Linked DNA regions of Mus musculus: all the other regions are linked to region 1. A link is a loop called in an ENCODE intact Hi-C map of the cell type or tissue named here. Cell type or tissue: left cerebral cortex. All regions are shown on one strand. Region 1 overlaps Slc4a5 (solute carrier family 4, sodium bicarbonate cotransporter, member 5). Region 2 has its middle 15 kb from the start of Slc4a5. Region 3 has its middle 5.7 kb from the start of Slc4a5.

What was found. A loop is a pair of places that touch in the nucleus more often than their neighbours do. Peaks named below come from ENCODE experiments on the same cell type or tissue, not always from the same donor. Only the 100,000 strongest peaks of a DNase experiment are listed, where the experiment ranks them.
Region 2: it touches region 1 in a loop (2.6-fold over the local background); 20 of 42 quality-filtered maps call a loop at or near these places.
Region 3: it touches region 1 in a loop (2.2-fold over the local background); 6 of 42 quality-filtered maps call a loop at or near these places.

The regions. Positions count from the first base shown.
Region 1 is chr6:83,277,201-83,285,200 of GRCm38, forward strand. It overlaps Slc4a5 (solute carrier family 4, sodium bicarbonate cotransporter, member 5), which reads left to right. Exons shown (of 25, transcript NM_001166067.1): 14 at 313-371; 15 at 2,764-2,964. Among named protein-coding and RNA genes, the nearest start is that of Mthfd2, 36 kb to the right of the region's middle. In left cerebral cortex, CTCF peaks have their summits at 1,926 (motif pointing left) and 3,551 (motif pointing left); DNase peaks (open chromatin) are centred at 1,903 and 3,549; H3K27ac peaks cover 535 bases.
Region 2 is chr6:83,218,167-83,226,166 of GRCm38, forward strand. It overlaps a transcript of Slc4a5 not described here. Among named protein-coding and RNA genes, the nearest start is that of Slc4a5, 15 kb to the right of the region's middle. In left cerebral cortex, no CTCF peak of the experiment used is centred here; no DNase peak of the experiment used is centred here.
Region 3 is chr6:83,227,671-83,235,670 of GRCm38, forward strand. It overlaps a transcript of Slc4a5 not described here. Among named protein-coding and RNA genes, the nearest start is that of Slc4a5, 5.7 kb to the right of the region's middle. In left cerebral cortex, no CTCF peak of the experiment used is centred here; no DNase peak of the experiment used is centred here.

The sequences.
Region 1 (8,000 bases):
GTTTGGCATAATACATGACATGGAATTAGCTCTTTGGAACACTAGCACCCAGCAGGGACTCAGCGCATACTCCTCACTGTCTCAGCACCAGGGTGCTCATTTGCGTTGATAGAGGTCCTCAGGATGAGCTCTTCTGCGCAGACTCAGCTGCTTCCTGTGAGTCACGTGTCCAACACCGTCCTGTGTGGGAGCAGAGCGGGAAGCTGAAGGCAGTAGGAGAGTTCGGAGGGAGGCTGGGAAAGGGCCGGGGCGCTTAGAGGCTGCAGGAACTGGGAACCACTGATCGCACCCCATCTTCTGTGTCTTCTCCAGTGAACACAACCACGGTCAATGCCTCAGCCCCACTGGCACCAAACACCAACACGTCTCTGGTAAGCCTCTTCCTTCCAGGGCAGACTGATCATGCGGTTTTGTTTATGGTGGGGAGTCAGGAAGGAGTTGGGAGGTGAGTCCCAGGAGCACATGGGTTCTGAGAACGATGTTTTTAGTTTGTAACCGAAAGCATCCTATTCTACAGCATCATCAGTGCGTGCCTTCTCTATGCAGAACGATAGCATGTGCATTCCCAGGGGAGGCCAGGAACAGAGGTACACACATATATGCACAGGTCTGCCTGGAAACCACCAGTTCCCATCCAACAGTGCACTTCCAGCACCCAAGGTTTATTAGACTCCCCCTGCTCAATGAATTTGATCAGCCTTTTGGCTTAATAGCCTCCAAGGACCTTAGCTGCCCTGCCTTCCTGAAAAATGGGAAGGAAGTGTGGGCTGTAGGCCTCTCCAGCCTAAGTAGATGGAAGGATGCAAAATTATAATCCAGGTAAAGGGGAGCATGTAGCCGTGGGGCAGCTTTGTAAGCCGTGAGTGACCTTAAGGTTGCTCAAGTTCCCTTGCACAGGCAACTAATGGCTCAGTTCATATCTACCTCAACTGACTATTAGCCAAAAATGTTCACACATAAGACTTTGAGAAGAGCAGACTGGGGCAGTGCCTACCTGCCAGTGCCTGTTTTTTTTTTTGTTTGTTTGTTTTTGTTTTTAGATTTATTTATTATTATATCTAAGTACATTGTAGCTGTCTTCAGATGCACCAGAAGAGAGAGTCAGATCTCATTATGAATGGTTGTGAGCCACCATGTAGTTGCTGGGATTTGAACTCAGGACCCTCAGAAGAGCAGTCGGTGCTCTTAACCACTGAGCCATCTCTCCAGCCCTGCCAGTGCCTGTTTTATGTAAGGGGCTATGTGCTGGGATCTGGGCTCCAATGGACCAGCTGGGATGCTTTGGTCTGTCTTTACATTGGCTTTTCAGTCCTTACCTTCACGTGATAAAGCACCCTGGCAAAGGAAAACCGTTTTAAGGGAGAAAGGGTTTATTCAGCTCCCAGTCCTAGGCTGCAGTTCATCACTGCAGAGAAGGCAAGGCGACAAGCACTTGAAGCAGTGAGTCGTGTGCACCCAGTCGGGAATGAATGCATGTATGCTCTACTGGCTAGCTGGCTGTCTCCACTCTTACACAGTCCAGGATGCACTGTCTAGGGAATGGTGCCACTTATGGTGGACTGGGTCTTCCCACATCAATGAACACAGTCAAGGCAATCCTCTACAGACATAGTCACACAGGTCAACCTCATGTATACAGTTCCTCCCAGGTGATTCTAGATTGAATCAACTTGGCAGTTTAAAGTAACCACCTATTGCTCCCACACACAACTAGCCCACTCTCAGAGGATTACTGCAAACATCTGTTTGCTTCACTAAGTAGCTATTTCTAAACATGAGCACACTAACTTTTAAAAGTATATATTTGGACTGGAGGGATGACTCAGCAATTAGGAGCACTGACTGGTTTTTCAAAGGACCAGAGCTCAGTTCCCAGGATTCATAGTAGGTGGCTCACAAGAGCTCCATGGGGACCTGGCGCCATCTTCTGGCCTTTTCAGGCACCCACATGCACAGTACAAACAATGTTACACGCATTGATACATAATTAAAATAGTCAAAAGTATGAGTGAAATTTTATCATAAATTATTTTCCTTTCCTTTCTCCTTTTATGACTGTTGGAAATATATAAATGCAGTCATCCTTTGATATCCACAAAGGAGTGGGTCCAATGTCCACTAGAATACTTAAACCCCATGGATGCTCAAATCCTTTTTTACAAAATGTTGCGTTTGAACTAACCTGCCGCCATACTCTACATTCTTTAAATCATCTTATTATCCACAGTGCAGAATACACTATATATGATGTGTAAATGGCTGCTATAGAATGTATTTCGAGAATAATGGGAGGAGTCTTCATGTTTAACACAAGTACAATTTTTTCTTTTAATCTGTAACTGCTTAAATTCACACATGTGAAGCCCACAGCCTGAATTTGAGCATTTGGGGCGCTGAGAGTTGAAGTGACGCAAGAAGAAGTTAATGAGGGTGTGTCATGGGGAAAGAAACAGCCACACTAGTGTCTCTGGGAAGGACAGGAATAGGAGACAGACCTACTGAGGGAGAAACCATCTCCCTCCTGCCCGCTAAGCCACAGATCCCAGAACACTCCAGAGAAACACTTTTCAGTCCCTAATCTTTCTAGGGAGCTGCCTGCTTATCATTCTCTGTACAGCCTGCCCCCAAGAACATGTCTGATATTGGACAGGAGGGCTAGGGACCCTGAAGGTTTGGAGGTGGTGTGGTTACCTGGGTCACAGGAAGGACACACTGCCTAACAGGAGGGTCCTGACCCCCTTTCTTCTGTGCTTGGTCTCCAAGTACACCCCCCTTAACCTCACAGCGCTGGACTGGTCCCTGCTGAGCAAGAAGGAGTGCCTGAGCTACGGCGGGCGCCTGCTCGGGAGCTCCTGCCAGTTCGTCCCAGACCTGGCGCTCATGTCCTTCATCCTTTTCTTTGGGACTTACTCCATGACCTTGACTCTGAAGAAATTCAAGTTCAGCCGCTATTTTCCCACCAAGGTAAGTATCTCCTGCGGGCAGTCAGGATCTGCATCCAGAGTGTTTTGAGGTAGACTCAGCACAGTGAGATGGCTCTGCGGGCAGCCATGCTTGCTGCCAAGGCTGATGGTCTGAGTTATATCCCCAAGGCCCACATGATGAAAAGAGAGAGCCTGTTCCCACAATTTATTTGGTACCTGCGTGTGTGTGTGTGTGTGTGTGTGTGTGTGTGTGTGTGTGTGAGCGCACGCGTGCGCTAATTTTTGGTGGGGGGAAGGAACACTGCATCTTAGTCCCTCCAGGGGGCTCTGTTTTCTGAAAGAATGGACATCAAGAAAGCACTGGGCTGAAGGAGTTTTACAAATTAAAGAGCACAGACTTTGCCCAGCCCAGTGGCCCAGGCCTGTAATCCCAGCTCCATAGCGACTGAGGCAGAAGGATCACAAATTCAAAGTCATCCTGTTTTCGAAAGAAAACAAAGGGGCTACAAAGATGGCTCAACAGTTAAGAGTATTTGCTACTCTTCCAGAGTTTGGCTCCCAGCACCCACATTGGGTGATTCACAATGCTCTGCCAACTTGGGGAGGCATGATGCCCTCTAGTGGCCACGAGAGGCACCTGCACATGCATGACATTCATTTACACAGACATACATGCAAATAAAAGAAATAAATGTTTTAAGAATAAGATTAGGCTTAGAGCCTGCTTGTCCAGCATTGAGGAGACCCTGGGTTTAATCTCCAGTATGAAATCAAAGCAACAACAAACAATCCCACAAGCCAGACTTTGGAGGCAGAAAGGCCCAGGTTCCCTTGACAACACTCTTTTGACCTTTTGTTTCTAAGCGCCTTGAGTTTCTAATTCTTTTGTTCCCCTCGTCCTGTGTTGTTTCTTCTTCTTCTTCTTCTTCTTCTTCTTCTTCTTCTTCTTCTTCTTCTTCTTCTTCTTCTTCTTCTTCTTCTTCTTCTCCTTCTCCCTCTCCCTCTCCCTCTCCCTCTCCCTCTCCCTCTCCCTCTCCCTCTCCCTCTCCCTCTCCCTCTCCCTCTCCCTCTCCCTCTCCCTCTCCCTCTCCCTCTCCCTCTCCCTCTCCCTCTCCCTCTCCCTCTCCCTCTCCCTCTCCCTCTCCCTCTCCCTCTCCCTCTCCCTCTCCCTCTCCCTCTCCCTCTCCCTCTCCCTCTCCCTCTCCCTCTCCCTCTCCCTCTCCCTCTCCCTCTTCGTTTTTGTTTTGTTTTTCAAGACAGGATTTCTCTGTGTAGCCCTGGATGTCCTGGAACTCACTCTGTAGACCAGGCTAGCCTCGAACTCAGAAATCCGCCTGCCTCTGCCTCCCAAGTGCTGGGATTAAAGGTGGCTTCCATCCTGTGTTTATTGACCATATAGCCAAACTGGCTTTGTTCTTGAAAATGTTCTCTTTCAATTTATCACATGTTTTCTATTGAATTTGATTTCTGTGTGGCGTGTACTCTCTTTTTTGTGTGATTTATGTGTTGTAAATATCTGTTTCTGTTCTATTAAGTGGTCTTTCGATTTTTCTTTTAAAATTTGCTATTGCGTTTTATTTATTTTTGTGTGTGCGTAGGTGTACTGTGGTTTATGCATGACACCAGAGGTCAACTCTCTCCTTCCATGCTGTGGTACTGGGGATAGGATTCAGGTCTTCAGGCTTGGCTACTGAACCTTCTTGCCAGGCCCCTTTTAACTTTCCTTATTGTTTTTGAAATTCACTTGTTTTATTTCATGTATACAAATGTGTTGTCTGTATGTACATGTGCTCACCACATGCATGCAGTAGTGTCCAAAGAAGCCAGAAAAGGGTGTCAGATCATCTGGACCTGGAGTTACAGATGGCTGTGAGCCACTGTATAGGTAGGTGCTGGGGTCCATACCTTGCGAGAGCAGCCGGTGCTCTCAGCCGTCGAGCCTTCTCTCCAGCCTTGCCCACTCTTTGGCTTTTCCAGTGGAATCTGTTGATTACAAAATTCTCTGTTTTACTGTAGTAAAACACAGAATTTCCCATGCAAAAAAATACAGTAATCTCCCATGCCGCACTCTGAAAGCCTGCTGGTTTGCCTTTCCAGTTTGCTCTGCAATCCATTGTAAGCGATTCTGGTGTGCAATGGGAGATAATAGTCCTTTGTGGTTTTGTAGAAATAGCCATTGTCCTAGTTTGTTGTTGTTGTTTTTTAAAACCACTGTTTTCTCTACTGTCTTGCAAAGCATCTTTGCCGTGTCTCACACGTTCCCACATGACAGTGTTCCTTCTGGACTTTTTATCTTTCATTTCACTGGCTTTATTTATATGCCAGAGCTGCGGTCTTCAATTCTACACTTTCTGATAAGTATCTCGGTCTTACAGACCAAATTCTTTGTCTTTTTTCAGTAGCGTCATTGTTGCCTTCACATCTTTAGCTGAAGTTGAGTTTAATTTCACCAAAGTTAGGAACCAGTGAGATGGTTTAGCAGGTAAAGGTGCTTGCCACCAAGACAGGGTTCCATCCCTGGGACCCACGTGGTACAAGGAGAACCCTCTCCCACAAGCTGTCCTCCAACCTCCACACATGTGAACACACACACACACATGCACACTTTTCTTCCTTCCTTTCTGTCTGTCTGTCTGTCTGTCTGTCTTCCTTCCTTCCTTCCTTAGAAAAGGAAAGGGCTGTTGCTCTGTTGCATCTGAGGCTGCACAGATTAGCATTCATGAGGTTGGTGAATGCAGAGCTGAACACCAGGAAGTAGAGGTTCAAAGTGCTGGTCAGGAGTCAACCAAGTGGTACAGAATGCTCTGCTCCTGAAATGAAGCTGACGATGACGACATCTTCAAACCATCATGTCCACACGCGCACACCCTGGGTACACACCAAAGAAATCCCACACATGGACAAACATTGTCAGAAGAGCATTGATTCCAAGAGGAAAAAATTGAAAGTAACCAGTTTTGTTTGTTTGTTTGTTTGTTTTTGAAACAGGATCTCATTTAGCCTAGGGTCTCTCTAGCCTCAGACTCATGGCAATTCTCCTGCATCAGCTTCCCAAAGTAGGAGGACCACACTAGCTAATCAGAGTCAATTTACAGCACAACATATACATAAACAGAGTCTGGAGTGATGGTGCAGTTAAGAGCACTAGCTGCTCTTTCAGAGGACCTGGGCTTGGTACTCAGCACCCATATGGTGACTCACAACTGTTGGTAACTTCAGCTCCAGGGAATCCAACACACCCTTATGGCCCCCTTGGGCACCAGGAACACACTCAGTGCACTCATACACATGCAGGCAAAACACCCATGCACATAAAATAAAACATTTAAATAAATTAATACAAAAAATAATGGAACCATTAAATTACAATTAATATACACAGACCACAGCTCTGTCTACCAGGGGAAAAAGTCATAAACATGATGTTGAGCAAGTGAAGCAAGTGTCAGAAGATTAACAACAATGTGCTACCATTTAGGTAAAAATTTTAACTGCAGAGAACAATACTATACTTTGTTGAAGGAGATAAATTTGTCAGTAATTTTCTATAGAGAGCAAAGTCAGGGAAACCACTGGGTGTGAGGGAAATATATCAACAAGATGGAGGTCTGTCGCTCCCTCTCCCCCTCCCCCTCCCCCTCTCCCTGAGGCAGGTTTTTCTATAGCTGTCCTGGAACTCACAATGTGACCAGGCTGTACTCAAACTCAGAGAGATCCACCTGCTTCTGCCTCCTGCGTGCTGGGATTAAAGCTGTGTGTCACCACGCCCAGGAGAATTTATACATTTTAAGGTATTATACCCATCTTTGTATTAGGTTAGACCATGTGAAATCACCTATATTTGGCAAAATGTCGAATTCATATTGTTTAACTTAATAATTCTTTGATTTAAATGCTGAGAAGATTATAAGAAACTAAGTATATACCTGCCCTGTGTCTTGATTGTGCTGTGACCAATATTTATGCATTTAACCTTTTAGAATTGAAATGGACCCAGGCATGGTGGTACACAATTTTAATCCTGGCACTTAGGAGGCAGTGGCAGGTACATCTCTGTGAGTTTCAGGACAGCTTGGTCTACACATGAGTTCTAGGACAGCCAGAGTTTTGTAGATATCTTTATATATAATATATCAAATAGCATATGTAATATATATGTATATATGTATGTATGTACGTACGTATGTATGTATGTGCATGTTTAAGAGATGGCTAAATCATGTATTACTCTTACAAGGACCTGAGTTCAATTCCCAGTATACACCTCTGGCAGCTCATATTGCCTGTAGCTCCAACTCCAGGGGTTCTGACACACACACACACACACACACACACACACACACACACACACACACCTCCATGAGCACTGCACTCACAAGCACAAACCCACCACCCTGCGCACACACATAATTAAAAATTAAAAATTTTTTTTTACAAAAAGAATTCACTTGATACTAGGGATCCAAGTAGAAGTGTCAGAGGAGGGCACAGAGAAGGAGAGGAAAGGTGTCTAGGACAGGGCAGTAATGCCCCCTGCTGTGATGGTAAAAAAAGGCCCTGGGAGCAGCAATGTGCCACAAACAGCAGAGCCAGTTCCTGGAAGGAATTGAGAAATAACTCCCAGGGTTTGGACTGAGGGGAGGGCAGGGAGGATGGTGTAAGTAAACCCAAGCCCCGATCCAGAGGTAGGACTTACACTTAGTAATGCAGACCATGGAGGCCAGCTAGATGGCTCAGCAAACCGGGTCCAAACCCAGAATCCTGCTGCCTGCCTTCTGGCTCATCTACAATGGTGACGGAGAGAGGGGGTGAGAGAGCAGTCAGTCACCCAGAGAACTCAGTGTGAGCCCCTCTGCTCAGCCATCTTTCCGGAAACTGGGATGACCGTGTGCCTCGTTATCCTTTGTTCTCTCCTGGAGGTACTTGAAAAGTTCATTTGTCTTGTATCAGGCTTGAACTCCTTAAGGGGCTCCCGGCAGGTGGGAGGCGGGTTAACTCCAAGGAATGAGCAGCGTGACCATGCTAAGCCGATGTCAGTGCGCCATGCTGATTCCTTTCCACACAGAGAACAGGTGT
Region 2 (8,000 bases), 59 kb before region 1:
TGGGTGCATTATTCCCTGCGCTGTCTGTAGCCCTGGGTGCATTATTCCCTGTGCTGTCTGTAGTCCTGGTGCATTATTCCCTGCACTTCTGTAGCCCTGGTGCATTATTTCCTGTGCTTCTGTAGCCCTGGGTGCATTATTTCCTGCGCTGTCTGTAGCCCTGGTGCATTATTCCCTGCGCTTCTGTAGCCCTGGGTGCATTATTCCCTGCGCTGTCTGTAGCCCTGGTGCATTATTCCCTGCGCTTCTGTAGCCCTGGTGCATTATTCCCTGCGCTTCTGTAGCCCTGGGTGCATTATTCCCTGCGCTTCTGTAGCCCTGGGTGCATTATTCCCTGCGCTTCTGTAGCCCTGGTGCATTATTCCCTGCGCTTCTGTAGCCCTGGGTGCATTATTCCCTGCGCTTCTGTAGCCCTGGGTGCATTATTCCCTGCGCTTCTGTAGCCCTGGTGCATTATTCCCTGCGCTTCTGTAGCCCTGGTGCATTATTCCCTGCGCTTCTGTAGCCCTGGGTGCATTATTCCCTGCACTGTCTGTAGCCCTGGTGCATTATTCCCTGCGCTTCTGTAGCCCTGGTGCATTATTCCCTGCGCTTCTGTAGCCCTGGTGCATTATTCCCTACGCTTCTGTAGCCCTGGGTGCATTATTCCCCGCGCTGTCTGTAGCCCTGGGTGCATTATTCCCTGCGCTGTCTGTAGCCCTGGGTGCATTATTCCCTGCGCTGTCTGTAGCCCTGGGTGCATTATTCCCTGCACTTCTGTAGCCCTGGTGCATTTTTCCCTGTGCTGTCTGTAGCCCTGGTGCATTATTCCCTGCCGTTTCTCAGTCTAATAGCTGCACCGTTAGACGCCCTCAGTGGGACAGATCCCTTCCCAGCATCAGTCCTTAAAGACCTAAACACTGAAAGTTAAACACCTTCAAATGAGCTGTAACTTTGTCCCAACGGGGGTCACATGGTAGACCTAGGCCTGCGTAGGTTTCTAGAAATGATGCCACATCTCTTTGGGCCTTAGTTTCCCTGAATTTAAAATGGGTACTTTGGGGTAGGATGAGATCATCCTCATGTTTTTCTTCCAACTATAACATCCTTCCAAGGCAGAATAAATGAAACAAAATAGCTAAGGCCAGAGAGAAGGTTGAGCCATTAAAGATATCTGCTGACAAGCCTGACGACCTGAGTTCAATACCCAGAGCCCTCGAGGTAGAAGGAGAGAACTGAGTCCCACAAGAGGTCCTCTGACCTCCGTATGTCTACTATGGCACACACACACACACATACACACACACACACACACACACACACACACACACACACACACATACAGGATACAGAATTTCAAAGAGAAAAGATCTTAGATACAACTGAGCAGGGAGATGAATTGGTATTTCAGATTCAAGGCTGGAACATACCACAGCCATGAACTGCTCACGAGGTTAAAAATCACCAATGAAATCTGAAAAGAAATTGGAGTGGTGTCCCCTGCCCATGACTGTTGTCGTCCCCAGCTAGCCCCTGCCATGCCCTGGTCTGTCCAGCCAATCAGGCATCCCTGCCTGACCCTGCGGGAGTTTTCCTTCCCCCACCCCAGTCACATGGCTGACCGCTACTGAACCCTAGAAGTCAATCTCCAATGCCCCAAATACTGCTCAGTCTGGAAGCCACAGAAAGCCTTCCTGCAACCCAACGGGAGCTGAGCCAGGGGCTCTGGTCTTCCTGCCATTTGGAGCCTGGTGTCCACTGCTAAGAACACACAGGTGGGTCTGCAGCCTGAAGTGTCATATATGGAGTGTGTTTTTCCAGTGTGGATCCTGAGTGTTGAGGCAGGATTGGCACACACACTGGCCCAGAATGCTAGACAAACCCTCTATATGAGCCCAGGGTGTTTGCCTTTCCTTGTTAAACCGTATTTGTCTTTCTAGAGTCCACTGGTTTGATGAATGGAGCTGAGCAGAGACTTCTGCGCTCCCAGAACCCTGGTGAATGGTTTCAGCTTGCTTCTATCTGAAGGAAGCAAATACCTTTTGCTTCTTGGCCCCTTGTATTTCTGTTTGCCTTTCCAATGCCTGTGAGACAGGCAATACTTCAGACGGACCCAGAAGCCTGAGGCTTGCCTCTTCTCTCCCTGAGAGTTGTAGAGAAATGAATGGTGCCTGTTGGTGTAACACCGGGGATGGAGAAAGACTGGTGGCCAGCTATTCATACCGCACTTCTGCTTCTAGGTTGTGGATGTGGTGTGTGGCATGGTTACGGGCAGTTGCTCAGGAATATTTCACTTTCTTGTTTTTTCCTTTCTCTTCTGGAGTATAGGGGTTTGCTTGGTAGGCCCGGAGGCAACAAATGAGCCTCCAGTCAAAAGGTGGCCTTCCTCTGGTTTCTCTGTTCTTTGCTCTGTTTGGTTCGTTTGAAGTAGGGTCTCTTGTGTCCTAGGCTGGCCTGGAACTAGCTAAGTAGCACAGGCTGGACCTGAACTCCTGATCCTCCTTGCCTCCATCTCTCAAGGGATGACAGGCATCTGAAACCGTGTCCACCTTCCTTTGTCTGGTTTCTAGCTCAGTTTCCTAAGGTCTGGCATGGTCCTGGCATGGTTTGTTTGACAAAAACCATCCAAGGTATGGCAGAGGGGAAGTCTCTGGTTCACCGGACACCATGCTATCTGGTCTAACGTTCTTAACTGTAAAGGTTAAATTGCTTAAAATACAGGTAGAAGAAAATACTCCTAATGGTTGAGCATCAAGTGTAGTGCAAGCTTTCTCCTAGATAGTTCATGTCCAGAGCCATGGCTGTCCATGCTGAGGATAAACTAGCATCCTTTGCTGCTCTCCCCTAATAATCAGACTGTCCATCCCGACTGTGCCCAGGCCTGTGGTGTACATATCTGAATGGGTTTGCCTGAATCAATGTGCCCTGTGGATGGGGTGGGGGAGCAAGTGTTCAGATGGCAGACGACTCTGCCATCAGGGTTTTGACAGTCATGAGGTGCTATGTATCTTACAGCTGCCCATAGCTCTATGTCCTGCCATCCTGGACATAAAGGCTTGGGTGGGGACTTGGAGTGTCTGTGTGCCAGGACACCATTGATTCAGCCCTCCAAGTTTAGAGTACTTGTCTTGTCAGGAAGGTTTTAGAGTATTCTTGGGGATCCTGGGCTGACAGCAATGACATGGAAAGGTGCCAGCCAGTGTCTCCGGACAACAGACGATTTGGTCTGAACTGTGAACCATGCTCAAGGCCAGGGTGATTTGGGATCTGAGGTAGATAAGAAAATGCTGGTTCTGGTTGGGTAAGGGCGAGCCTGTAGGTAGGAGAAACTGTCCTTGTAAGTTCTTCCATCTACTGCATGCCAGGGGTCATTGCTACAAACCTTTTGGTAATATATCACAGTGGTTGTAGGGGTTGGTTCTCTTCAGATGTAGGCACTCAATCAACTGAAGGTGTTGAGGGAAGTGACAGCTTCTATGGGGCCCTGGTTGTGGTGAGTACAGGAATTCAGACAGTGCTCAGAGCCTGGAACCCAAAGGTGGGTGTCTGGTGGAAGCCTATCCCAGAACCCTCCATTCACCATTCCTCCCTCTCCCTTCCTCCCCATCCCTTCTTCCCTTCCCTTCACCCCTCTCCTTTCATCCCTCTCTCTTCATCTCTCTCTCTTCCTTCCTCTTCCATTCTTTCCTCCCTTACTTCCTTGGGCTTAGGACTCAGAAACTCAGTACTGGCTCTACCAGAGCTGGCTCTATGACTTGGAGCAAATGATTTTAGTCTCCTTGTTGCTGTTTTTCCAATGTGTAAATGTGTGTGTGTGTGTGTGTGTGTGTGTTCACACATCAAGCTTGAAGCCATTGTAAGATACGTGAGATGCTGTCTTGTGGAGGCAAAGGTAGACATTCAGATAAAAGTACAGGCATTAAAGGGGAGAGAATTGAACTGTTGTGATGTTTAAATATGAATTTTTTTAATTCACCATTTTGTGTGTGTGTGTGTGTGTGTGTGTGTGTGCGTGTGTGTGTGTGATGCCAGTTTGGAGAGATCAGAGGACAGTTGTGTGTAGTCATTTCTCTCTCTCCACCTTTATGTGAATTGTGGGAATTGAGCTCAGTTCCCCAGACTTTGGGGGCAGTGCTTTTACCCAGAGCCACTTCCCTGGCCACCACTGGAATTTTGCACAGCACATTTTAAAGGTAAATTGTCCATGAATTATGTTAGGGGACCTTCAGGAGTGGGTTGGGTTTTCTAAGAATAGGGCTTACTCTTCATTTCTGTCCTTATATGGGGCTTTCCAGATGTGCTATGATGTCAAGATTTGAAACAGCAGAGGGAAATTTGCTAATGAGATGGCACCATCATTACAAGAAAGCTAAGGAAAGCTAGCATCTTGGAGGTCTGCCAGCCTTTGCACCAGCACCTAGACACCCTGCCCTAGCCTTTCCCTCTAGACCTCCTCTCCATCCCCCAAGACAGTTATTTCCATCAGTGATGTTCAGAATACTTAACAGCCAATATGGCAGTGACACTGGCCTGGTATAGAAGACAACAGATCAAATCGAATGCACGCCAGTCATCAGACACATGCCCTCCACCTTGTGTTTTGAGACAAGCTTTCTCATTTTTGCTTGGAACTCTCAAATTCAGCTAGGCTGGGTGGTCAATGAACCCCTGTCTCCAACTCCCAATCACTGGAATGGCAAGTGTGCAATACCACATCTGGGTTTTTTTTAAGTGGATTCGGAATGGGGAGGGGCTGGAGAGACGGCTCAGTGGTTAAGAGCACTGATAGATAGCACTCTACAGGTGTGACATTTATTGGCACAATCAATTGAGCATGTTTTGCTACTGTTGTTTGTTTTTGTGATGGGTCTCAGTTTGTAACCCTGGTTGACCTGGAATTCACTGTGGTGACCAGGCTAGACTCAAACACAGAGATCTACCAGCCTCTGCTCCTGAGACCTGGAAGGAAAGGGGTGTGCCACCATGCCCGGCTCTTGTCACTCCCTTTCTATTGCACAAAAGTTTTTAAACATGGCGGGTGTGGTGGTAAGCACACCAGGTGTTGTGGTGACTACCTTTAATCTCAGCACCCAAGAGGCAAGGATGGGAGTATCTGTGAGTTAGAGATTAGCTTGGTCTACATAGTGAATGTCAGGCCAGCTAGTGCTACATAATGAGACCCTGTATCAAAACAACAACAAACAAACAAAAATAAGCCTTTTGTACCAGCAGTTCGTAGTTGATCAATTCAGGTATTCAAAACATTTTTAATGTCAAGTTTGATATTTCTATTATTTTTTAATGGTAGAACTGTAGTTTTAGAAATCCTAAGGCTAAGAACTCTGCGTAGTTCCCAACACAGACAATCTGGGTTTGAATTTCTCTTTCTCTATTTTGGCAGTAATTAAAATTCTTGGTGCCTCAGTTCGGTATCTGTATAATGGGACTAGTATGGTTGGAGGTGAGGTTCAGTGGTTGAATACTTGTGTATTAAGATAGGCAAGGCTCTGGGTTGCATCCTCAGCGAAGTAAATTAATACTAATACCAATACTAATATTAAGTCATAAATGGGAAGCATTCAAAATGCTACCTATTAATGACAGCCATTTTCATCTGTATTTTATTTTTTAAATTTACAATTCTATTTTATTTTGTGTATGTGTGTTCAGGTGAACATGACACAGGTATGTTGTACATATGGAGGTCAGAGGTTAACCTAAGGTACCGTTTTTTCTGCATGTCCTCCACCTTGTGTTTGAGACAAGCTTTCTCATTTTTGCCTGGAACTCTCAAATTCAGCTAGGCTCAATGATCAGTGAACCCCTGTCTCCAACTCCCAATCACTGGGATGGCAAGTGTGCAGAACCACATCTGGGTTTTTAAAAGTGGGTTTGGAGTGGGGAAGTGCTGGAGAGATGATGGCTCAGTGGTTAAGAGCACTGATTGCTCTTCCAGAGGTCCTGAGTTCAATTCCCAGCAACCACATGGTGGCTCACAACCATCTATAATGAGATCTGATTCCACACACATATATAAAATAAATAAATCTTTATTTAAAGTGTATTCTGGGGCTGGTGAGATGGCTCAGCAGATAAGAGCACTGACTGATCTTCTGAAGGTCCTGAGTTCAAATCCCAACAACCACATGGTGGCTCACAACCACCCTTAATGAGATCTGACGCCCTCTTCTGCTGTGTCAGAAGATAGCTACAGTGTACTTATGCATAATAATAAATAAATCTTTGGACCAGAGTGAGCGGGGTTAACTGGAGCGAGCAGAGGTCCTAAAAATTCAATTCCCAACAACCATATGAAGGTTCACAACCATCTGTACAGCTACAGTGTACTCACATACATAAAATAAATAAATCTTTAAAAAAAAAAAGATCTCAGGGTGGGGCAGGGGCAGTATATTTTGGAATCAAACTCTGCTAGCAAGGCAAGACTTCACTCACTGGGCCATCTTCCCAGTGTCCTGTACCCTTTAATGTTCTGAAGCTCTGTCCATCTTTTCCTTTGTAGTGATGAAGGTGGACGAGGAGAAGGCTGGGGTCAAAAAGCTGGACCCCACAAGCTACAAGAGGAGACAGCCAGAACAAGGTGAAGACGCTTTGAAAACCTCATGTGAAGCCCAGGGGGGGGGGGTGTCTGAGAATTCTGTCTTTACCACCATATCAGCACTCCTAGTTGGGGACTACAGAGAGCTGTCTCTGTCCTTGACTCTTGGCAGTGTGTCCTTGAAGCTGGTAGACCAGTGTGCCATGTCCTAGCAGGCGTGCCCAACAGAACACTAACTAGCTCTGACTGTGGCCCAACACAGAACCGTAAGCTTACTTTAAGAACTTTCTGATGGGCTGTGGAGACAGCCCAGTGGGGGAAGCTTTTGCTGTTTGCTGTGCAAGTATGGAAACCAGAGTTCAGCTCCCAGAACACATGTAAACGTTGGGTGCCTGTGGCAGGCATTTGCAGTTTCAGCACGTGGAAGGTAGCGATAGGGAATCCTTAGAGCAAGCTGGCTAGCTAGACTTACCCAGTCATCCAACCCTGGGTTTGAGTCAGAGCGCTCGCCTGAATAAATAATATGGAGAATAGCTAGGGCATCTAGCATCAATCTTGGGCTTCCACAAGCACACGATGTGTACACACACAAAAGCCCATACATGTGAACATGCACACACACCCCTCAAACACTCCCAATTTTTTTGGCATTAATTTTTTTTTTTGTAACTCAATTGTGCAGTTTTTGAGGTGTGAACTTTGTAGTTGACAGTGTCATGTTTTCATATTAAAAAGACTGGACTGAACATGTCTCTAGGGACTGGGCATTTTGTCTGTGTGGATTAGGGCAGAGTTTCCCCCAACATATAGCCATTGAATTTATGAGCGCTCCCAGCTATGATCAATGACAGATACCAACATTTAGAACACACAGAAACCAGCAGCTCTGTTAGAATCTGCACAAGGCAACTATGGGGCTGTTCCTGTTGAAACAGAATTTCTGACTTGGAGGACCTGAAGTCCGTAGTAAATAATCTCTGACTTAACAACGGTGTGATGTGATGTTAAAAAACTGATGTGTCTGTATGTAGTTAGTTATGTGCACACGTGAGAACAGGTGGCTCAGAGTCCTGAGGAGGCTATCAGGCCCCATGGAGCTAAAGGTAGAGGCAGGTTGTTGTGAACTGTCTGGTATAGGTGCTGGGAACCAAATTCAGGTCTTCTGTAAGAGCAGCGTGTCATAATTACTTCTGAGCCATGATGTTTTGATTTTATAATGATGGGTAAGCAGAAGCAGAAGCAGAGAGCATGCTTCAAGCTTTAAATGTGGACTTATTTCTCTGGGCTTGCTTGTCATCATTGCTGCAGAGTGGCAAGACTGAGAGGTGGGGCCCTTGTATTCTGACAGAACCTTCATCCCAGCACCTGGTGCGCTGGTTCCCAGGTGGAATCCTGCCTCCCCAAGCGTCGGGATTTCGGCTCCATCCAGACGCCCCACATCCTCCAAACTGCTTCTGAAGCT
Region 3 (8,000 bases), 50 kb before region 1:
CACGATGAGCATGGATAAGAGACATGTTTTCTGCCCTGGAAAATAAGTGCTTTTGTGAAGCAGTAATTGATTAATCTGCTCTAAACTCCCCCCCCCCACACACATGCACACACACACGCACACACACACACACACACACGCACGTACACACACACACACACACACACACACACACACACACACACACACAGCCTTGTTTTCAATATGCCCTAAGCAGCTCAATGGCTGCGACACTCCCAAACTTCCCCTCGGCTAACATATTCGCCCCTCCAATATTCTGGAGTTAATAATTACTGAATCTATATTTCATCTTTGATGCCCCGGACCCTGCTGGGAAGCTCACCTTGGGCGGCTTCCCCCTATACCTACGTGTCGGTTGCCTCTCCTACCTGTGCCCTTCTGGCGTGGTCTGTCCTACACCTTCACTACAGTGGAATCCCCGCTTCCTCCTTCCTCAGTCCCTTCCCAGGAATCTTAAAATTCCCACCTCTGTCTCCCTGCCCAGCCATTAGCTTCTGGTAAAAAACAACTGGGGGCAGGCTTCCTTTAGTCCTACCTGTGGAACACTGCAAACAGGTTATGGGGTAACATAATTAGCATGAGAACACAGCCACCTCTTTTTTGTGATCAGAGAATCTCACACAGAAGCAAGAGTCTTAGGAGAAGCATTCATGAATGCTTGAGTTCATTTTCACTCTACTCAGCAGCTAATGAGAACTTGACCCAGGTCCCAACCAGGTGGGCCTGGCCCAAGCTGGGATATCCCAGCATTCAGTACCCTCATCCATAGGTGGCCAGCTATGGTGGATTGCCAACTGCTTCTGTCTTCTCAGGATGGAAGTACTTCAAGGAGGTGAACTGGGTGGCTGGTCACACCATATTGCCAGGGGTTACCAATTGAGATAAAGACTCAGTCCACTGTGCCTGGTCGGCTCTCCCACAGTGCACTTACACATACTGACTCATATTAAGAGCACAGAGCCCAAGCCTTTTGCTTCTATGAGCAGACATTTTGTTGGTTTGGGTAACTTCACTGCTGCTGAGATGTTTATAAACTCCTTCTGATGGGAGGCTCAAGAAAAAATATTGAAGCTTAATTCTACTTACTGGGTATTGAACTGTTTCAAGGCCATTTAAAAATAAAAACAAGGGCTGGAGAGATGGCTCAGTTAAGAGCACTGACTGAGCTTCCAAAGGTCCTAAGTTCAAATCCCAGCAACCACCATGGTTGCTCATAACCATCCATAATGAGATCTGACACCCTCTTCTGGTGTGTATCTACAGTGTGTTTACATATAACATTGGACTGGAGAGAGCAGAAACCCTGAGTTCAACTCCTAGCAACCACACAATGGCTCACGACCATCTGTACAGCTACAGTGTACTCATATACATAAAATAAAATAAAACTTAAAAAAAAAAACTGGGGCTAATGAGATGGCTCAGCAGATACAAGCCCTGGCTACTCTTTCAGAGGACCTGGGTTTGATTCCCAGTGCCCACACGGCAGCTCACACTTGTCTGTAACTCTGTCCCAGGGTGTTCAATATCCTTTTCTGCCTTTGCAGGCACCTGTTTTACACACACACACACACACACACACACACACACACACACACACACACACACACACAGAGAGAGAGAGAGAGAGTTCCAAGGCTTTAGGATGGAGAAGCCTTTCCTGTTGACTTCCTTTCTTTCTCTCCTTCCTTCCTTTCCTATAAGTTCTGTCTCTATCCCGTTCTCTGCCCTCCAACCCCTTCTGGCAGGGTCTCATGTATCCCAGGATGGGCCTAACTTGAATGTGGCCTAGCCTTGAATTCCTGATCCTCCTGCTTCTACCTCCCAAATTCTGGGACTCACAGACCTGCACCAGCACTGGTACTAGTGATCAGACCCAGGGCTTTGTGAATGCTATGCAAGCAAGCGCTCTACCAACTAAGCTACACCCCCAGCCCTTGGTTCCCATTTTTGATGAGGAAGAGCAGAGGCAGAGGACTAATTTCTCTCTACAACATCTCCTCTATCCAGGAGTGTCTGAAGCAAGCTGCTTCAAATATATACACAAAGATAGTTGGGTTCGTCTTTGTCAGGGTCACTATTGCTGGGATGAAACACCATGACCAAAAGGCAAGTTGGAAAGGAAAGGGTTTGTTTCATTCACAATTCCATATAACAGTTCATCATTGAAAGCACTGAGAGCAGGAATCTGACCACAGGAGCTGATGCAGAGGCCATGGAGGGATGCTGCTTACTGGCTTGCTCCTCATGTCTAGCTCAGCCTGCTTTCTTATAGAACCCAGGATCATCACCCCAGGATGGCACCACCCACAATGGGCTGGGCCCTCCCATCCTCCATCAATCACTAATTAAGAAAGTGCCATACAGGCCTTCCTACAACTCGGACTATGGAGGCATTTTTCTTTCTTTCTTTTTAAAGATGTATTTATTTTTATGTGCATTGATATTTTTGTTTGCGTGATGTCTGTGTGAGGGTTCTAGATCCTCTGGAACTGGAACTTCAGGCAGTGGCGAGCTGCCATGTGGGTACAGGGAACCTGGGTCCTCTGGAAGAATAGTAAATGCTTCCAACTGCTGAGCCATCTCTCTAGGCCCATGGAGGCCTTTGCTTAATTGAAGTTTCCTCCTCTAAAATGACCTTAGCTTGTGTCAAGATGACATAAAACTACCCAGCACACGTTTCTCTTTTTAAAGACTTATTGTTTTTAATTGTGTGGATCTGCATGAGATCATTCGGATTCCCCGGGGCTGGATTTATATACAGTTGTGAGCTGCCTGCCATGCTCTGGTGTTGGCAACTGATCTTAGGTTCCAAACTCAGATTCTCTGGAAGAGCAACAAGTTCTCTTAAACACTGAGTCATGTCTCCAGACCCTGAAAAATGGGCTTCTTTTAGAGCCTGAATCTTTAAAATGGGATAGCTTTCTCACCTTCGGGATAGGAGGAAATGAAGGAAGTAGAGAGAAGGGGGGAGGTAGATGCTTCTCCAGCCCCTAAGATACTCAGCTTTAAAAATGAGATACTAGAACCCCCATTCTTAAAAATCCTCTAGTGAAGGCTGGAAAGGTGGCTCAGTGTCGATTCTCCCAGAGGACTGGAGTTGGATTCCCAGCATCCACATGGTGGCTCGCAACCATCTGTACCTCTAGGCCCAGCTGATTCAACACGCCCCGATGGCCTCTGTGGGCACTGCATGAACATCATGCCCTGACATACACGAAGGCAAAATACCCATATACATACAAAACAAAATACTTTACATGATTCTGTAGCTGTTATTGGTGGGTGTGAGTCCAGTGGGCACCTGATGAGAGATTTAGGTTCTTATGCCCTGAATGAGAAACCTGGGCGGGGACAAGTGGAGAGTAACAGTAGCAGAGACAGAAGGGGGGCAAACACTTCCAAGACAGGAAGCCGGCAGGGGAGGGAGGAGCTTATAAGTTCAAGGATACTGTCTGGAGAGTTGTGACCCTTTATGGGTCATTTCATAGTATTCACCTTTCTATCTCACCTGCATACTCTGGCTTCTCCCCTGCATGCTTTACACGTTAGAGGTGGATCTGAGAGGTTTCCAGCCTTCCTGTCTGCTAGCTGGCCTAGGCATATGGTAGTCTCCCAGCCTCAGGGTGAGGCTCTTCAGACCCCAGCCTCTTGCCTCATGGTTTCTGGAAGTTTCTCCAAGGCTACCGACCTGCAGGCTCAGTACTTCTAACCTACCTCACTTCCCTCTGAGTCTCCTCATGTGTCCTTAATTTTTTTGCTTCTTTCTCCCTCTTAGCTTAGCTGCAACCATCCACTTTTGAATGACAATGAATTCACGAAATTCACTAAACCAAACATTGAGGACATCCAGTGTGGCATTTGCACATCTAGGATTAGGATTGGCAGCTGTGACATAGTAAATTGCCTTTTTATCATGTTGGGTCTCCAGAACGGGTGACACTGATGAAGGCTGGTTTCCCTCCCTCCTGGGTTGCCCTTCCCTCAGGGATTTACATGGGCTTGCTCTTTGATCTTACATTGAAACTGATGCCCTTCCCCTGCCCTGAGGAGCAGAGTGGTTTAGGGAACTCAGAAGGAAAAGACTAAGGGACTTTTTAAATAAGCCTGGGCTGTCATTGTCCTACCCCCAAACACACCAAGATTTGCCTGATGCCATCCAAAAGCACTGTTGGGAAGACAGCCACATGCCAGTCTGGCGCTGCTTGCTCCCCTCTTCAGAACACAGCCAGAGAGGCTCTCCTTGACCTGTTTTTCTTTCTTCAGATTGTTACACCTGTTTGCCTCCAATCTTTGTAGCATTTGTTTGTTTTAGCACACAGAAACACAGACAGACAGACAGACAGACAGACAGACAGACAGACACACACACACACACACACACACACACACACACACACACACACACACACACACACACACGGGGCAGGGGGGAGGAGCTTTTTCCACCATGTGTGTCCCAGGGACTGACCTCTAGCACCCTCCCACCTCCACACACCCACACCCACACACCCCCCCACAGAGCTTCCTCACAGCCCATTGCCTCCCTTCCATCTTTTACTAATTCCCAGGTACTTCCTGTTCTAACTATTCCCATGATTTGTAATTCCTAGATTTGCAGTTTTAAAAGGTTTTAAAGGTTTATTTTGAATTTTGTGTTTCCGAGTGTAGACACCGGGGCATATGCATATGAGTTCGGGAGCTTGTGGAGTCCAGAAGAGGTGTCCAATTTCCTGGAGTTAAAGGTGGTTGAGCCACCTGACATGGGGGCTGGGAATGAGCTTGCATCCTCTGCAAGAACAGTGCATGCTCTTAACTGCTGCACTATCGCTCCAGCACAATCTTAGGGTTTTTAAGAAGGCTCTCCACACCTTAGAATTTCATATATAGAGCTATACTGATAGCAAAGAAACCTACTTGGGTGGGATTGGACACATAGAGAGACACAGAGAGATACTGTTTCTATTGTAACTATGTTTGTTACAAGTCAGTTCACTGCTACTCCACAGAGTCACCAATGAAGAGAGGAGAAATGGCAGCCCCATTGGCATAGCTCTCACCTGAAATGGCCCTCCTACACCTTGAGCCAACAGAGAATCACTATGGTCCAAGCTGGCCTCGACTCATAGCAATCCTCCTGCCTCAGCCAAGTGATGAGATTATAGACAGGTCATATATACCAGGTCAATGTGACTTTTTTTTCCTTTTAAAAAAGACTCATTTACTTTTACTTTATGTATATGCATGTGTGCCTGATGGTGTATGTATGTGTGCCGTGTTCATGAAGGTGCCCACTCAAGCCAGAAGAGGGTGTCCAACCTCCCAGAACTGGAGTGACAGGCAGTTGTGAGCTATTTAGAATTAGTTGAGAACTTGAGCCTGGGCCTTCTGCAAAAGAAACAAGCATTCTTAACTACTGAGCTGTCTGTGACCAGATGGGAGACTGCCTCAGGCAGTTCAAGAAATAACTCTTAGGGACCAGGGCTTTGTGCTTCCTCTTCCTCCTCCTCCTCCTCCTCCTCCTCCTCCTCTTCTTCTTTTTTGTTTTGTTTTTGTTTTTCGAGATAGGGTTTCTCTGTATAGCTCTGGCTATCCTGGAACTCACTTTGTAGACCAGACTGGCCTCGAACTCAGAAATCCGTCTGCCTCTGCCTCCCAAGTGCTGGGACTAAAGGCATGCGCCATCACACCCAGCTTGGCTTTGTGCTTCTTACACTCATGCAGGCCAGCAGATCCAACGAGGACAGAAATGACATAACTTCTAGGTCAGTTAAGATGGCCTGTGTTTTTGCTGTGGTCAGCATTTCTGACAAGCACCCATACCCATCTTGAGTGACTTACCTATACCCTGGGACTAGAGTGTGCTCTGGAAGAGAGGGTCTGCTCATACCTTGCTTACTTTAAAGTACAGTTCATCTACAAAGAGATCAGCTTCAGTGGAGCAGCTAAGGAGAGAGAGAGAGAAAGAGAGAGAGGGGGAGAGAGGGGAGAGAGAGAGAGAGAGAGAGAGAGAGAGAGAGAGAGAGAGAGAGCACAGAGACTTCTAAGAATTGGTCTTGGCCAGGGAAGTGTATATAGGCCATCCACCTGAGAGCAGAAAAGCCTCTACGCAAGGCACAAGGCACAGGCAGGCTTGGAGGACACAGCGACCTTGAGTCCCCTCCCTGGGCTGCATGGTCTCTCCAGCAGCTTGTGGCAGATCTATTCCTTCCTCTTTCTGCCTGCACCCTCAGCTTCCCAGGAATCATCAGGGAGGACCAGTTAACTGAGAGACCCAGGTCAGACTTTCCAGGCACAGATCAGATGTTTAATTAACAACTCCCGATCTCATGGGTTATGGCGCCCTGTATCGCTGAAAGACCGCTTTCAGGGGTGGGAAATGGGCTGGGCCCATGTCCCCAAAGCCATCTTCCACAAGAGGGACTGCTGTGAGCACAAACAGGCAGGTTCTCCTCTCCTGCCTTAGAGAACAACACATGTGGAGTTTATGTACAACGTCAGGAAAAGGAATTTCTCAGTCACGACACCAGGGCATGGAGTTCTCATACAGAACTCGCTCATCCCAAACACTCGCTTCACACCCTTGGCAAGAACGACCCTGGCACCCTCAGGCTTTGTCTCCCTCTGCCCTGTATTCTGGGGCCCAGTGCCACTCGCGGCAGCTCGCACCTCCTACAGCCCCACCCCTAGCTCCTGTCCCCGGGGTCTCAGGCACTTAGCTCCTTTCTTGTGGCAGCTAATCCCTCGCTGATGTGCTCATGATTTTAGTCAAAGTCACTCACCCAGAAACTATTTAGTGAGTGCCCCTGCTGTGTAAGCCCCGGGTCAGCAGACAGCAATGTCACGGAAGTGGGTCAGACCCTGACCATGCAGAGCCGAGGGAGAGGGGAAACAAGAAAGGCTCCGTCAGAGGCCGAAGTTACTGACTTTCAGGTGGCGCTAACTGCTCCCCAAAGCATTCCTAGGGTTCTGAAGCCCTTGCTCCTCGCTGGGGGTGGGGCTGGGGGTGGAGCAAGCTCGCTGGGGGTGGGGCTGGGGTGGGGCAAGCAGTCTTCACCTGTGCACTTCCATTAAACAAACAACCAACACCAAAAAAACCTAAAGCCACTCTGTGTCCTTCCAAATTTCCCCTCCAAGGCCAGGCCCAGTCTGTTCCTCCTCCTTTTCCTCCTTCTCTCCCTCCTCCTCTCCCTCCTCCTCTCCTTCCTACTCTTCCTCCTTTCCTCTTCTTCCTCCCTTCCCCTCCTCTTGTGTTCTCTCTTTCCTCTCCTCTTTTTTTTCCTCCTCACATTATTCCTTCCCTCCTCTTCCTTTCCTTCTGCTTCTTTCCTTTCCTTTCCTTTCCTTTCCTTTCCTTTCCTTTCCTTTCCTTTCCTTTCCTTTCCTTTCCTTTCTTTCCCTTTCCCTTTCCCTTTCCCTTTCTCTCTCTCTCTTTCTTTTCTTTTTTTTGTAAAACAGGTTCTTCTGTAGCCCAGGCTAGCCCGGAACTCACTTTACAGTTGAGGTTAACCTTGTGTTCCTGAGCCTCCTGCTTCTATCTCCCAAGTGCCGGAACTGCAGATGTGTGCCACTGCCCCTAGTTTGTCTGAGTCTGTTTCAACAATTGGGCCCACAGTATGCACCTCTTCCACTACAGACCAAAGGGGCCATTACTTGTGGCATTTCTCATGAGGAGGGCTAGCTTGTAACATACTAAGTGTACATGGGGCCACAGCACCTTAGGGAAGTCCCTGATGCAGTGGTCCAACATGTGGTAAGATAAACCTTGAGTGGGCAGGAAGGAGGGGCTGTGATAGGGAAGGGCCCCAGCAGAAGTGGCCGGGGCAGGGTCAGACAGTGAAAAGGACGAGGTCCCTGGGATGTTCAGGGTGGGAGCAGGCTGGTGATAGGAAGCTGGTCATAGCCACAAGCGCAATGGTAGGAATATCACTTGAGGGGCCGGTGAGTGCTTGTCACATTGCTAGGATTATTCCAGTTAC